2 separate regions of the Homo sapiens genome follow, and region 2 is linked to region 1. A link is an interaction called in ENCODE POLR2A ChIA-PET data of the cell type or tissue named here. Cell type or tissue: PC-9. All regions are shown on one strand.

Region 1 (8,000 bases):
AAAAATTGGCCGGCATCGTGGCACACACCTATAATCCCAGCTACTCAGGAGGCTGAGGCAGGAGAATCGCTTGAACCCAGGAGGCAGAGGTTGCAGTGAGCTGAGATCATGCTACTGCACTCCACCTGGGCGGCAGAGCAAGACTCTGTCTCAAAAACACAAAACAAAACAAACCTGACATTCCAGTGACAACAGAAAAAAGAGACAACACCAAGTTTGTATCCCCTTCCCATCCAGGCCACAGTCCTCCCTGCCTTTGTGCCCACAGTTCCTTCCCCCGAGACATCACCTCAGAGAAGCCTTCTTTGTCCCCTGCCCCCAGAAGTGGCCTGTTTGATTGTCTTCTTAGCCAGGGTCACTTTCTGTTACTTTCCTCTGTTTCTACTTTGCTTCTCAAGGACCCCGACTCTGTTCGGGGCTGTGTCTCAAGCAACTAGAACAGCTCACAATAGGCACTCGATGAGCAGGTGTTTATTGAAGGAACGGTTCCTTCTAAAACCTTTTGTTTCAGTGAATGAGTTATGATTATTCAATGGTTCATTCAGCCCCTTAGCTATAAACAATACACCCTTCCTAAACAATACACCCTCTCCGGAGTACCTGATTCATATCATTGTCTTTGAACTATTTTACAACTCTGTAAGTTGTGAAAATTGATAGCAATACAAAATAGTTCTTATCTACAGACATGCAAATGTCATATCCTGTCCAGCCTAGAGGTTCAGTTGACAACGCTTATTCCCCTGTGGAAAACCGAATTTGCCTACATTCACACCTTTGCTTCAACAGCTTGATTTCTAAAGTGTCTTTTTCAAGGTCAGGCACCCTGGCTCACACCTGCAGTCCCAGCACTTTGTGTGTGTCTGTGTGTGGTTTTTGTTAATGATGATGATGTTTTTTAGATCGTCTCCCTCTGTCACCCAGGCTGGAGTGCAATGGCATGATCTCAGCTCAGGGCAACCTCCGCCTCCTGGGTTCAAGAGATTTTCCTGCCCCAGCCTCCCGAGTAGCTAGGACTACAGGCGCGCGCCACCACACCCGCCTAATTTTTGTATTTTTAGTAGAGATGGGGATTCACCATGTTGCCCAGACTGGTCTCGAACTCCTGACCTCAAGTGATCCGCCTACCTTGGCTTCCCAAAGTGTGGGATTACAGGTGTGAGCCACTGCGCCCAGCCTAATCCCAGCACTTTGGGAGGCGGAGGTGGGCAGATTGCTCGAGGCCAGGAGTTCAAGACCAGCCTGGGCAACATAGCAAGACCCTATCTCTGCAAAACATTTTTAAAAATTAGCTGGGTGTGGTGGGGCATGCCTGGAGTCCCAGCTACTCCAGAGACTGAACTGGGAGGGTCACTTGAGCACGGGAGGTTGGGGCTGCAATGAGCCCAAATCGCACCACTGCACTCCAGCTTGGGCGATGCAGCAAGGCCCCATCTCAAAAACAAAAGTGTCTTTTTCAGACTCTCTTGAACATAACATCTGCCTGTTTCCCACATCAGTGAAATTAAGAGAAAAACAAGGCTAGGTGTGGTGGCTCACATCTGTAATCCCAGCACTTTGGGAGGCCAAGGCAGGCAGATCACCTGAGGTTAGGAGTTCGAGACCAACCTGGCCAACATGGTGAAACCCCGTCTCTACTAAAAATAAATAGATTAGCCGGGCGTGGTGGCAGGCACCTATAGTCCCAGCTACTCATGAGGCTGAGGCAGAAGAATCGCTTGAACCCGGGAAACGAAAGTTGCAGTAAGCCAAGATCGTGCCATTGCACTCCAGCCTGGGCAACAGAGCAAGCTCTGTCTCAAAAAAAAAAAGAAAGAAAAAAAGAAGAGACAAAAAAACACAAAAAAGAAACAAAAAAAATTTCTGACCTGGCGAACAGGAAGAAAAAAACATTTTAGCACCCATTCATCTTTATATGTTAAGGGAGTGGTGATTTTGCCACCTTCAAAAAATTAGCTTCCGGTCTTTCTATCTGGAATCAGAAAGGCAAGGGCCAGGACGGGGTGGGCTCTGGGCCAGGACGGGGTGGGCTCTGGGTGCCATCTGGCACCGGAGTTGGACACCAGGAGGCGCCTCTAACCGGGGTTAAATCCACCCGCAGGCTGGTGGCGTCTCGACCAGCCCAGGAATCCTGCATTCTGGCTCCCTTTGTGCCTCTGACGCCAGCCCCTTCGAGGAGCACCCCAGGGGCAAGGAAGGGCTTTCAGGCACTGCAGGTATGGGGTCTGGAATGTGCACTCACCCATTCCCCCTTCACCTCTCCCCTCAGGGCTCCCCAAACAGCCTCATTTTCCCCTTCACTTTCCTGGGTGACTTTCCCCTCCTGCACTCCCCCAAGCCCTGATTAGTGCTGGAGCCAGGAGCCCCAGACTCCGGAAGAACCCACACCTTGAGTTCTTTGCCAGGTTCTGCCACTTTTTGACTGTGTGACCGTCAAGTCCCTTCACCTTTCTGAGTCTCAGCCTGGGGCCGTGGCTCATGCCTGTAATCTCAGCACTTTGGGAGGCTGAGGCCAGCAGATCACTTGAGGTCAGGAGTTCAACACCAGCCTGGCCAACATGAAGAAACCTCGTCTCTACCAAAAGTACAAAAATTAGCCGGGTGTGGTGGTGCGCGCCTGTAATCCCAGCTACTCGGGAGGCTGAGGCAGGAGAATCGCTTGAACCCGGGAGGCGGAGGTTGTAGTGAGCCGAGATCACGTCACTGCACCCCACCCCAGCCTGGGCGACTGAGTGAGACTCTGTCTCAAAAAACAAAACAAAACAAAACAAAACAAAACGGGAGGCTGAGACAGGAGAATCACTTGAACCTGGGAGGTGAAGGTTGTAGTGAGCTGAGATCATGTCACTGCACCCCACCCCAGCCTGGGCAACTGAGACTCTGTCTCAAAAAAAAAAAAAATTAAAACCTTTCTGAGCCTCAGTTTCTCTGTCTGTTACATTGGGATCCCCACTCCCCCTCAGTGTGAGTTCAGGAGCCTAAGAATAAGGGACATACCAATTTTTTTTTTTTTTTTTTTTTTTGAGATGGAGTCTCGCTCTGTCGCCCAGACTGGAGTGCAGTGGTGCGATCTCGACTCACTGCAAGCTCCGCCTCCCGGTTCACACCATTCTCCTGCCTCAGCCTCCGGAGTGGCTGGGACTGCAGGCACCCGCCACCATGCCCGGCTAATTTTTTGTGTTTTTTAGTAGAGACGGGGTTTCACCGTGTTAGCCAGGACGGTCTCAACTCCTGACCTCATGATCCGCCCGCCTCGGCCTCCCAAAGTGCTGGGATTACGGGCGTGAGCCACCGCGCCTGGCGGGACATACCAATGTGACTAGGAGCTGCGCTTGTGTGCTGGGGGCAGAGCAGTGGGAACCCAAGTCCTGCCATCCCCCGTCCTCTCTGTCCCTCCCTAGCTCCCCTCTCCCAGGGACAGAGGCGTCATTAAATGTGGCTTTTCCTGACAGTTATTGGCCGGGCGCTGTGGCTCACGCCTATAATCCCAGCACTTTGGGAGGCCGAGGCAGGTGGATCACCTGAGGTCAGGAATTCAAGACCAGCCTGGCCAATATGGCGAAACCCCATCTCTACTAAAAATACAAAAATTAGCCAGGCGTGGTGGCGGGCGCCTGTAGTCCCAGCTACTCGGGGGGCTGAGGCAGGAGAATCGCTTGAACCTGGGAGGCAAAGGTTGTAGTGAGCCGAGATCACGTCACTGCACCCCACCCCAGCCTGGGCGACTGAGTGAGACTCTGTCTCAAAAAAAAAAAAAAATTAAAGCCTTTCTGAGCCTCAGTTTCTCTGTCTGTTACATTGGGATCCCCACTCCCTCTCAGTGTGAATTCAGGAGCCTAAGGATAAGGGACATACCAATTTCTTTCTTTTTTTTTTTTTTTGAGACGGAGTCTTGCTCTGTCACCCAGGCTGGAGTGCAGTGGCGCGATCTCGACTCACTGCAAGCTCCGCCTCCCGGGTTCACACCATTCTTCTGCCTCAGCCTCCCGAGTAGCTGGGACCACAGGCGCCCGCCACCATGCCCAGCTAATTTTGTCTTTTTTAGTAGAGACGGGGTTTCACCATGTTAGCCAGGATGGTCTCGATCTCCTGACCTCGTGATCCGCCCGCCTTGGCTGGCGGCGGGGATTACAGTGCTGGCGGCGGGGATTACAGTGCTGGGATTACAGGCGTGTAATCCCATTACAGGGAGGCTGAGGCAGGAGAATCCAGCTTGAACCCAGGAGGTTCAAGCTGCTTGAACTCCTGCTTGAACCCAGGAGGCAGAGGTTGCAGTGAGTCAAGATCCGCCACTGCACTCCAGCCTGGGCAACAGAGCAAGCGAGACTCCGTCTCAAAAAAAAAATACTTTGGGAGGCTGAGGCGAGCGGATCACCTGAGGTTAGGAGTTTGAGACCTGCCTGACCAACATGGAGAAACCCTGCCTCTACTAAAAATACAAAATAAGCCTGGCGTGGTGGCACATGCCTGTAATCCCAGCCACTCAGGAGGCTGAGGCAGGAGAATCACTTGAACCCAGGAGGTGGAGGTTTCGGTGAGCCAACATCGCGCCATTGCACTCCAGCCTGGCCTGGGCAACAAGAGCGAAACTCCGTCTCAAAAAAAAACAACAACAAAAAAAAAAAACAAAAAAACACAGTTATTCTTGCCTAAGCCTTTCTCTCCTGCCTCCACCTTCCCCCGCCTCGACCTGGCACGACCACTTCTCCTGGCAGGGCCCTGACACTTTGCCCATGAACTTCTGTTTCAAAAAGAAAGAAAAGAAATGCAAGAAGGAAATCTTGCCAGCTGCGCATGCCGGAGGGGCTGCGTCGTCGCGACCAGGAAGCAAGCGAAGCCTACCCAGCTGGTTTCCTGCCTGAGTCAACGGTGGCTGGGGGTGCTGCAGGGGGCTGGCAGAAGGGAGGGACCCTCAGAAAGCTAGGGTGGAGATATCCACGAGCTGGGGGTCCTTGTCTCCACCTTCATCTGAGCCCCCAGGGTAGCCCCATCTTCCACGGGTTGAGAGCACACGTGGTTTGGGGTCAGGAGCTGTACATGCCTAGACAGTGAGCTCACGCTGGGCGCGGGCAGGATCAATCTGGCTTCCATTTCCCCAAAGCCCAAGCTTGCTGGCTTTACTGAGAAGGAAGGACGCAGGTGGTTGGAACTACCCCCATCAAACTCCTTTTTTTCCTCTTTTTTTTTTTTTTTTTTTTTTTTGAGACAAGAGTCTTGCTATATTGTCCAGGCTGGTCTTGAACTCCGAGGCATAAGCGATCCTACCTCCTCTGCCTTTCAAGTAGATGGGACTGGCTGGGCACAGCCCCTCACACCTGTAATCCCAGCACTTTGGGAAGCCAAGGTGGAAGGATCGATCGCTTGAGCCCAGGAGCTCAAGATCAGCCTGGCCAACATAGTGAGACCCCATCTCTTTTAAAAAAATTGTTTTAAAAAATTAGCCAGGCATAGTGCTACACGCCTGCAGTCTCAGCTACTCACGAGGCTGAGGCAGGTGGACCACTTGAGCCCGGGAGGTTGAAGCTGCAGCAAGTCGTGATCACGCCATTGCACTTCAACCCACGCAACAGAGCAAGACCCTGTCTCAAAACAGGGTTAGCTGTTTGAAGGCAGGGCGTAGTGGCTCCCACCTGTAATCCCAGCACTTTGGGAGGCGGAGGAGCGTGGATGACCTGATGTCAGGAGTTCGAGACCAGCCTGGCCAACATGGTGAAACCCCATCTCTACTAAAAATACAAAAATTAGCCGGGTTTGCCCTGTGATCCCAGCTACTCAGGAGGCTGAGGCAGGAGAATAGCTTGAACCCGGGAGGCGGAGGCTGTAGTGAGCTGAGATCGCTCCACTGCACTCCAGCCTGAGCAACAGAGCAAGACTCTCTCTCTGTCTGTCTCTCTCTCTATATATATATGTTAGTATCTATTGTTAGAGAATTAAATAAGACATTCTCACCCTCTGATACCCCATTCTGTGTTCCTCCTAAAGTCTACCCACTGGCCTAGAGTGACTTCTCTGATTCAGCATTACAGGACGTACATTGGAGCCCTTTCAAAGCTAGACTTAGCCGACATAGCCACGTATCAGATGCTGAAGAGGGCTGCTGGGAAAAGCCAGCCCTGAGGTCCTGTTTGCAAGGGGAGCACCAGAAAGACATGCTTTTCATTTTTGTTCTGTCTTGGTTTGTTTTTTCTTGAGACGAGGTCTGGCTCTGTCGCCCAGACTGGAGTGCAGTGGCGCAATCATGGCTCACTGCAGCCTCAACCTTCTAGGCTCAAGCAATCCTCCCACCACAGCTTCCTGAGTAGCTGGGACTACAGATGCGCACCACCACACCCGGTTAATTAAAAAAAAAAAAAATTTAGGCCAGGCACAGTGGCTCACACCTGTAATCCCAGCACTTTGGGAGGCCGAGGCAGGCAGATAACCTGAGGTCAGGAGTTTGAGACCAGCCTGGCCAACATGGTGAAACCCCGTCTCTAGTAAAAATACAAAAATTTTCTGGGTATAGTGGCGCTCGTCTATAGTCCCAGTTACTCGGGAGGCTGAAACAGGAGAATTGCTTGACCCTAGGATGTGGAGCTTGCAGTGACCTGAGACTCGCCACCGCACTCCAGCCTGGGCAACAGAGCAAGACTCCATTTCAAAATAAATAAATAAACTAATAAATAAATAGGCCAGGTGCAGTGGCTCACGCCTGTAATCCCAGCACTTTGGGAGGCCGAGGTGGGTGGATCACAACGTCAGGAGTTCGAGACCAGCCTGGCTAACACGGTGAAACACCGTCTCTATTAAAAATACAAAAAAATTAGCCCGGTGTGGTGGCACATGCCTGTAAACCCAGCTACTCGGGAGGCTGAGGCAGGAGAATCACTTAAACCCGGGAGGCAGAGGTTACAGTGAGCCAAGATCGCACCACTGCACTCCAGCCTGGGCTACACAGCAAGACTCCATCTCAAAAATTAAAAAATAAATAAATAAATAAACATCAAATAAATTTTTAGAAATGGGGGAGGGGGGTCTCGCTATATTGCCCAGCCTGGTCTTGAACTCCTGGACTCAAGCAATCCTCCCACTTCAGCTTCCCCAAGTGCTGGGATTACAGGTGTGAGCCACTGCACCCGGCCATCCTTTGCTTGAACTCCTCCCTGTGTCTCCTCTGACCCCAGTTACTCACTCCCCATAAGTCTAAATCCTATGCAAGGAGATACCCCAGTAAGTCTAGGGCTCCAAAGCAGCCCCCAGTTGACTTCCACTAGTCCAGCTCCTACTGCTGGGTGACCTCAAGCAAGTGGCTCAGCCTCTCCAAGCCTCAGTTTCCTCCTCTAAGAAATGGAAGTGACAGTCCCCACTTTGCAACACTGTTTGACGGCTTATACTTCAGCGTTTATCTCCATAGCTACGGGCATTGCATGAGCACTCAACACATTATTATTATTGCTATTTCTGTTGCTATCACTGTGGCAGGCTGTGGTTTCTCAAGACGGGCACTGTCTAACAGAAATACAACTCAAGCCGGATGTGGTGGCTCACGCCTGTAATCCCAGCAATCTGGGAGGCCGAGGCGGAAGGATTGCTTGAACTCAGGAATTCAAGACCATGGGCAACACAACAAGACTTCCTCTCTATCAAAATTCAAAAAAATTGGCCAGGCATGCTGGCTCACACCTGTAATCCTCACACTTTGGGAAGCAGAAGCAGGCAAATCACCTGAGGTCGGGAGTTCCAGACCAGCCTGACCAACATGGAGAAACCCCGTCTCTACTAAAAATACAAAAATTAGAAGGGCATGGTGGCGGGTGCCTGTAATCCCAGCTACTTGGGAGGCGAGGCAGGAGAATCGCTTGAACCCGGGAGGTGGAGGCTGCGGTGAGCCGAGATCACGCCATTGCACTCCAGCCTGGGCAACAAAAGCGAAACTCCGTCTCAAAAAAAAAAAAAAATTAACCAGGGATGGTGGCTCACGCCTGTAATCCCAGGACTTTGGGAGGCCAAGGCAGGTGGAT
Region 2 (8,000 bases), 720 kb after region 1:
GCCTCACCTCAAGTGATCCGCCCTCCTCAGCCCCCCAAAGTGCTGCAATTATAGGTGTGAGCCACCGTGCCCGGCCCCAAGATGTATTCTTGGGTGGGTGTGGTGGTGCGTGCCTGTGGTCCCAGCTACTTGGGAGGCTGAGGTAAGAGGATGACTTGAGTCCAGGAGGTCGAGGCTGCAGTGAGCTATGATCGCACCATTTCACTCCAGGCTGGGCAATAGAATGAGACCCTGTCTCTAATAAACAAAACAAAACAAAGCCAAAAAAAAAAAAAAATCAGCCAGGTGCGGTGGCTCATGCCTGTAATCCCAGCACTTTGGGAGGCCAAGGTGGGTGGATCGCCTGAGGTCAGGAGATTGAGACCAGCATGGCCAACATAGTGAAACCCCACCTCTCTTAAAAATACAAAAATTAGCTGGGCGTGGTGGGACATGCCTGTACTCCCAGATACTCGGGAGACTGAGGCAGGAGAATCACGTGAACCCCCGAGACCGAGGTTGCAGCAAGCCGATATTGCGCCGCTGCACTCCAGCCTGGGCGACAGAGCGAGACTCTGTCTCAAGACAAAAAAAAAAAAAAAAAAAAAAAAATCCTGGGCTACTTTCGCCCCACCTGCTCCGACCTCTCCCGGTCCAGCCAGCCCCATCACCTCCTGCCTGGTGGTGCGGTGAATGGCTTCGGTCCTGGTCCACCCGCTCTGCCCTTACCCCTACGGTCAGTTCTCCGCACAGAGGCCAGGGGGCGCCCGTGAGCACCCAAATCAGGTCACCTCCTTTCTCTACGGAGGACCTCCCCCCAGGAGGCCATGAGCCCCCAAAGAACCTGCCCCTGTGAGCCAAAGTGTTTTTTATTTTCAGGTGTCACGCCTGGCTACATTGATGTCCAGCATAATATTCCTGGGGAACGTTGGGGCCCCATGAAGGCAAACAACCCAGGTCCCAGCTCTGTCTTCCTGGTAAAAGCAAATCAGGCCTTGTCCCTCCTAACTCTCAATTTCTCTTCCAACTCAGGAATGCAGGGCCTGGCCTGTCTCATTCCTAGACACGCCCTGCCCTGCTCTCTCCTGTTCTCTCGATTCCAGTCACACCAGGCCTGTGTGTGTGTGTGTGTGTGTGTGTGGATGGCCCTGTGGGGGAGTGGTTCCCAGATCTCCAGCCTAGGGGCCTCTTCCCCGGGCCTTGGCTCCAGGAGCCCCTCCCTGCGCCCTAACAAGCTCCTGTCCCTTGGCCTGTGTGTCCAGGGCCTGCCAGGCGTCTTCCCCTCCACGCTGCGGGCTATGGGAAGTGGCTCGGTCAGTTTAATGAGTTGAATGATGCCCCACCCTAAAATATATGTCCACATTCCAGAACTGTGAATGTGACTTGACTTGGAGTAAGTGTCTTCAAAGATGTAATTCAGTGGAGGATCTCGAGATGAGATCATCCTGGATTAGGGTGGCTGGCCCCGAAATCCAATGATGGGTGTCCTTATAAGAGATGGAAAAGGAGAAGACACAAAGACACACAGAGGGGAGGGCCACGGGACGGCAGCGGCAGAGATTGGAGCGATGCAGCTACAAGCCCAAGGAGGCTAAGGATTGCTGAAACCACCAGAAGCCAGGAGAAAGCCGTCCTCACTTGTTAATGCCAGGTACAGGGGCTCATGCTTGTAATCCCAGCACTTTGGGAAGCCAACGCAGGAGAATTGCTTGAGCCCAGGAGTTTGAGGCCAGCTTGGGCAACACAGTGAGACCCTGTCTCTACAAAAAATTTAAAAATTACGCTGGCATGATGGTGCATGCCTGTGGTCTCAGCTACTTGGGAGGCTGAGATAGGAGGATCGCTTGAGCCCAAGAGATCGAGGCTACAGTAAGCCCTGATTGTGCCATTGCACTCCAGCCTGGGCAACAGAGTGAGATCCTGTCTCAAAACAAACAAGCAAGCTGGGTGCAGTGGCTCATGCCTGTCATCCCAGCACTTTGGGAGGCCGAGGCGGGCAGATCACCTGAGGTCAGGAGTTCGACACCAGCCTGGCTAATATGGTGAAACCCTATCCCTACTAAAAATACAAAATATTAGCTGGGCGTGGTGATGTGTGCCTGTAATCCCAGCTACTTGGGAGGCTGAAGCAGGAGAATCACTTGAACCTGGCAGGCGGGTGCTGCAGTGAGCTGAGATCGCGCCACTGCACTCCAGCCTGGGCGACAGAGTGAGACTCTGTCTCAACACCACCACCACCAACAACAAATTACTTGTCGTTTGAAGCCACCCAGTTTGTTGTGGCAGCCCTAGGAAACGGAAACCCACAGGTGTGTTTCCTAGGAGACTGTGAGTTTCACGAGCTCCATCCTCCCTCCCCTATGCCAGATGGCCAAGTTTTCTGCTTGGCGCATCTCCTGAGCCTAGCACTGAGGTGTCCCTCAGGAACTGTGCCCATAGACTAGTCTACAGATTGTGAAGTAGAAACAGGTCCCCCATGCCAGGCGCGGTGGCTCACGCCTGTAATCCCAGCACTTTGGGAGGCCGAGGTAAGGCAGATCACCTGAGGTCGGGAGTTCGAGACCAGCCTGGCCAACATGGTGAAACCACGTTGCTACTAAAATTACAAAAATTAGCTGGGCGTGATGGTGGGTGCCGGTAGTCGCAGCTACTCAAGAGGCTGAGGCATGAGAATTGCTTGAATCTGGGAGGTAGGTGTTGCAGTGAGCTGAGATCATGCCACTGCACCCCAGCCTGGATGACAGAGCAAGTATCGGTCTCAAAAAAAAAAAAAAAAACAAAAAGAAAAGAAAAAGAAAAAAAGAAACAGGTCCCTCAGGAAAGAGGGGCTCTCCCGGACTGAATATCTGCTTCTCCCTGGTGGGAAAGCTGAAGGAATTGGGGTATGGGGGTGGGGTCCCTGGCAAGGGTGGTGGGGACTACTAGCTGACCCGAGGGCTGGGTTATCCTTCCTCTGCACATACCATGACATGAACTATCGTAGGAAAAATGTTGCAGGTCCTCTTGTCTGAATTACTTTGTCACTTAATTACTCACTTAACAAACACTCAAAGGGTCAGTTCCGGGGCAAGCATCACTCTGGCAACTGGTGATACAGATTATTAGGATGTAGTTGGTGACCTCAAGGGAACTCACAGTTGCCACAAAGCGGGGGACATTTTTTAGTATTCTCCTGCCGTTGTCTCTCCTGCCCCACTGACAAAGAGGGAAGGTGTCTCAACTAATAATCAGGGAGTTTGAGAAATCAGCCTCTGCTTCCCCTTGGGCAAGTGTGATGTCAACAGACTATGAAAGTACTTTCAGCCAGGAGGGGTGGCTCACGCCTGTAATCCTAGCACTTTGTGAGGCTGAGGCGGGTGGATTGCCTGAGCTCAAGAGTTCGAGACCAGCCTGGGTAACATGGTGAAACCCTGTCTCTACTAAAATATAAAAAATTAGCTGGGCGTGGCAGCATGCACCTGTAATCCCAGCTACCCAGGAGGCTGAGGCAGGAGAATCGCTTGAACCTCGGGGGCAGAGGTTGCAGTGAGCCAAGATTGCGCCACTGCACTCCATCCTAGGTGACAGAGTGAGACTCCTTCTCAAAAAAAAAAAAAAAAAGAAAGAAAGTGCTCTCAGGTCTGTGGGAGAGAAGATGAGTGCATGCTCTTTAAGGCCTAGTTTTTTTGTTTTTTTTTTTTGAGACAGTGTCTTACTCTGTCGCCCAGGCTGGAGTGCAGTGGCGAGATTTCGACCTCAGGTGATCCACCCAGCTGAGCCTTCCAAAGTTCTAGGATTACAGGCGCAAGCCACCGTACCCAGCCAAGGCCTAGATTTTAATAGAGAATATAGATAGATGCTTCTTGTTTGTGTTGTGCCATTTTTAGGTGTTTTTTTTTTCTTTCTTTCTTTCTTTCTTTTTTTTTGACAGAGTGTTGCTCTGTCACCGAGGCTGGAGTGCAGTGGCACAATCTTGGCTCAGTGCAACCTCCACCTTCTAGGTCCAAGCGATTCTCCTGCTTCACCCTCCAGAGTAATTGGGATTACAGGCACCTGCCACCACGCCTGGCTAATTTTTGTATTTTTAGTAGAGACAGGGTTTCAACATGTTGTCCAGGCTGGTCTCGAACTGCTGACCTCAGGTGATCCACCCACCTCGGCCTCCCAAAGTGCTGGGATTACAGGCGTGAGCCACTGCGCCTGGCCCATTTTTAGTATTTAGTGGAAGTTTGGTGCATTGAGATTTCCTTTATTCTTTCCTTTTTTTTTTTTTTTGAGACAGAGTTTCACTCTGTCACCAAGGCTGGAGTGCAGTGGGGCAATCTCAGCTCACTGCAACCTCTGTCTCCTGGGTTCAAGCAATTCTCCTGCCTCAGCCACTGGAGTAGCTGGGGTTACAGGTGCCTGCCACCATGCCCAGCGAATTTTTGTAATTTTAGTAGAGACGGGGTTTCACTGTGCTGGCCAGGCTGGTCTGAAACTCCTGACCTCAGGTGAGCCATCCGCCTTGGCCTCCCAAAGTGCTGGGATTACAGGCATGAGCCACTGTGCCCGGCCCAGCTTGACTTTTAGATATAATGTTTCAGTTTTTAGTAGAGATGGGGTTTCACCACATTGGCCAGGCTGGTCTCGAACTCCTGACCTCAAATGATCCACCCATGGTGGTCTCCCATAGTGCTGGGATTACAGGCATGACCTGCTCCGCCTGGCCTGGGGCAGGTTTTCTGCCAAGTGCTTTAGATATATTTGCTAATGTTATTCACACTTGCTCTATTCCTGGCCTGGATAAAGCGCTTCTCAGGGATTAGCTGTCTGAGTTCTAGCTCCAGAAGAGTGAGAAAGGAGGGGCTGCGATGTTTGATTAGTCCTGTTATACATGGGAAGAAACTGAGGCTCTGAAAGGTTTTGTCATTTGTTTGAGGAAATGTGGTGAGCAGAACTTGGACTTGGCACCCCCCTACCCCAGAAGCTGGGTTCTTCATCGCTATGTTCTTTTGTTTCCTAAATGCACTAACTCACCCAGATGTCACAGCATCTCTATGAGAGCTGCACTTCTGTTTCCCGTTTCTTCTGTTTTTTTTTTTCGAGACAGAGTCTTGCTCTGTCACCCAGGCTGGTGTGCAGTGGTGGGATCTGGGCTTACTGCAGCCTCTACCTCCCAGTTTCAAGCGATTCTCCTGCCTCAGCCTCCTGAGTAGCTGGGATTACAGGCACCTGCCACCACGCCCAGCTTTGTATTTTTAGTAGAGACAGAGTTTCACCACGTTGGCCAGGCTGGTCTTGAACTCTTGACCTCAAGTGATCCATCCGCCTCGGCCTCCCAAAGAGCTGGGATTACAAGCATGAGCCACCACACCTGGCTAATGCTCAGCTAACGTTTTAGGAGGGTGGATCACCTGAGGTCAGGAGTTCGAGACCAGCCTGACCAACACGGTGAAACCCCATCTCTACTAAAAATACAAAAATTAGCTGGGTGTGGTGGCGGGTGCCTGTAATCCCAACTACTCGGAAGGCTGAGGCAGGATAATTGTTTGAACTTGGGAGGCGGAGGTTGCAGTGAGCTGAGATTGCATCATTGTACTCCAGCCTGGGTGACAGGGCAAGACTCCGTGTCAAAAAAAAAAAAAAAAAAAAGAAAGAAAAGAAAAGAAAAGAAAAGAAAAAAAACAAAAGCAAGCAATCAAACTGGGACTCAAATCCGGAAGCAAGAACGATGTGAGAGGAGTCAGGGGTCGCCAAACACTAATTTAGATCTTCACACCCAGCTGGGTGGACCTGCCAGAATAAAGGTGGGGAATAGCACAGGAATGAGGAAGCTCTTTATGTTCACAGCATCTTGTGTGAGAAAAAAAAAAAAAAAAAGCGGAGTGTACAGTATGTACTCCTTGTGTAAAAAAAGAAAAATGTATTCCCCGCAGCATCTCAGGAAAGGCGCAGGAGAGACGGGGAACATTCGTATCCAGTTCGGGGGTGTGGAATCGGATGGTAGGGTGGGAGGGAGGACTTTCACTCTCTGTATCCTTTCCAGTGTTGTATTGTGATTACACAGTCAAAAAATAAAACTGAAAATTTAGAAATTGTGTTTATGCTTATGTAAGCACAGACTCATCTCTTGGAGGAAGCACAAAAATGGTTTTTTTAAAAAAGGAAAAAAAGGCCGGGTGCAGTGACTCACGCCTGTCATCCCAGCACTTTGGGAGGCTGAGGTGGGCGGATCACTTGAGGTCAGGAGTTTGAGACTAGCCTGGGCCAACATGATGAAATCCTGTCTCCACTAAAAATACAAAAATTAGCCGGGCGTGGTGGTACGCGCCTGTAATCCCAGCTACTAGGGAAGCTGAGCCAGGAGGGTCGTTTGAGCCTGGGAGGCAGAGGTTGCAGTGAGCCGAGATTGCACCACTGCACTCCAGCCTTGGCGACAGACCGAGACTCTGTCTCAAAAATGAGAAAAGGAAAAAAAAAAAAAAAAATCTGTGATGCCAATGCCAGTGTCTATAGTGGTGCAGTAGGATGGGGAACTTCAGGGCCAGGGGAAGGATGGGAGGACTCGGCTTTTCACCATAGGCCAAATGGACCTATTGAGTGCTGTTCTATGATTATAAAAAAAAAACACTGCTGGTATTGTAATGCAGGTGGGTCAAAGAATGAGTCAGTTGCACACGTCCTGTCATGGAAGGAGCTCTGAGACCTGATCAGAGATGCAGCATGGAAAAGTGAAATAAATCCATTAAAGAAAGCCCAAGGCTGAGCCTATAATCCCAGAGCTTTGGGAGGCCAAGGTGGGAGAATCGCTTGGGGCCAGAGCAACATATCAAGATATCAAGATATCGGCCAGCGCAGGTTCACGCCTGTCATCCCAGCACTTTGGGAGGCCGAGGCAGGTGGATCACTTGAGGTCAGGAGTTCAAGACCAGCCTGGCCAACATGGTGAAACCCAGTCTCTACTAAAAATAAAAAATTAACCAGGCATGGTAGCACACGCCTGTAATCCCAGTTACTCGGGAGGCTGAGGCAGGAGAATCGCTTGAACCCAGGAGGCAGAGGTTGCAGTGAGCCGAGATTGCGCCACTGCACTCCAGCATGGGCAAAAGAGCAAGATTCCGTCTCAGGAAAAAAAATTAAAAAAAAAAAAAAAAAAAAAGGAAGGTAGAAGTGGCTCACGCCTGTAATCCCAGCACTTTGGGAGGCCAAAGCAGGCACATCACGAGGTCAAGAGATCAAGACCATCCCGACCAACATGATGAAACCCCATCTCTAGTAAAAATACAAAAATTAGCTGGGCGTGATGTCATGTGCCTGTAGTCCCAGCTACTCAGGAGGCTGAGACAGGAGAATCACTTGAACCCGGGAAGTGGAGGTTGTAGTGAGCCAAGATTGCACCACTGCACTCCAGCCTAGGCAACAGAGCAAGACTCCATCCCCCTCCCCGCAAAAAAGTTAACATATCAACAAATCATCTCTACAAAAATTAGACAAATTGGCTGGTTGTGGTGTGGAGTGCCTGTGGTCCTAGCTACTCAAGAGGTTGAGAGGCGGGAGGATTGCTTGAGCCCAGGAGTTTGAGGCTGCAGTGAGCTATGATCCTACCACTGCACTCCAGCCTGGACAACAGAGTGAAATCCTGTCTTCAAAAAAAGAAATTAAAAAAAAAATCCTGAGTGCGGTGGCTCACACCTGTAATCCCAGCACTTTGTGAGGCCGAGGGGGCGCCGATCACTTGAGGTCAGGAGTTTGAGGCCAGCCTGGCCAACATGGTGAAACCCCATCTCTATACTAAGAATACAAAAATTAGCCTGGCGTGGTGGCGCACGCCTGTAATCTCAGCTACTTGGAAGGCTGAGAATTGCTTGAACCTGGAAGGTGGAGATCGCAGTGAGCCGAGATTGCACCACCGCGCTCCAGCTTGGATAGAGCGAGACTCTGTCTGAAAAAAAAAAAAAAAAAAAACAAGCCCAAGACTTTGGGAAAAGTTTGCATGTGGGTGCACCAGATATCCGGCCAAGATAGACAAGCCAAGTAGTGGCCTTTGAGCAAAAAAATGC

The links. ChIA-PET counts read pairs that join two places held together with the same protein. Peaks named below come from ENCODE experiments on the same cell type or tissue, not always from the same donor. Only the 100,000 strongest peaks of a DNase experiment are listed, where the experiment ranks them.
Region 2: POLR2A ChIA-PET joins it to region 1 with 11 read pairs; 3 of 35 experiments call an interaction of 5 or more read pairs at or near these places.

The regions. Positions count from the first base shown.
Region 1 is chr19:13,783,050-13,791,049 of GRCh38, forward strand. No RefSeq gene overlaps it. Among named protein-coding and RNA genes, the nearest start is that of ZSWIM4, 8.4 kb to the right of the region's middle. RefSeq lists enhancers at 2,810-3,771, 4,836-5,125. In PC-9, CTCF peaks have their summits at 2,032 (motif pointing right) and 2,240; DNase peaks (open chromatin) are centred at 2,132, 4,812 and 5,052; H3K4me3 peaks cover 506 bases; H3K27ac peaks cover 2,632 bases.
Region 2 is chr19:14,504,865-14,512,864 of GRCh38, forward strand. No RefSeq gene overlaps it. Among named protein-coding and RNA genes, the nearest start is that of DNAJB1, 9.5 kb to the right of the region's middle. In PC-9, CTCF peaks have their summits at 755, 961 and 6,319; DNase peaks (open chromatin) are centred at 1,247, 3,047, 5,767, 6,097 and 2 weaker places; H3K4me3 peaks cover 3,907 bases; H3K27ac peaks cover 8,000 bases.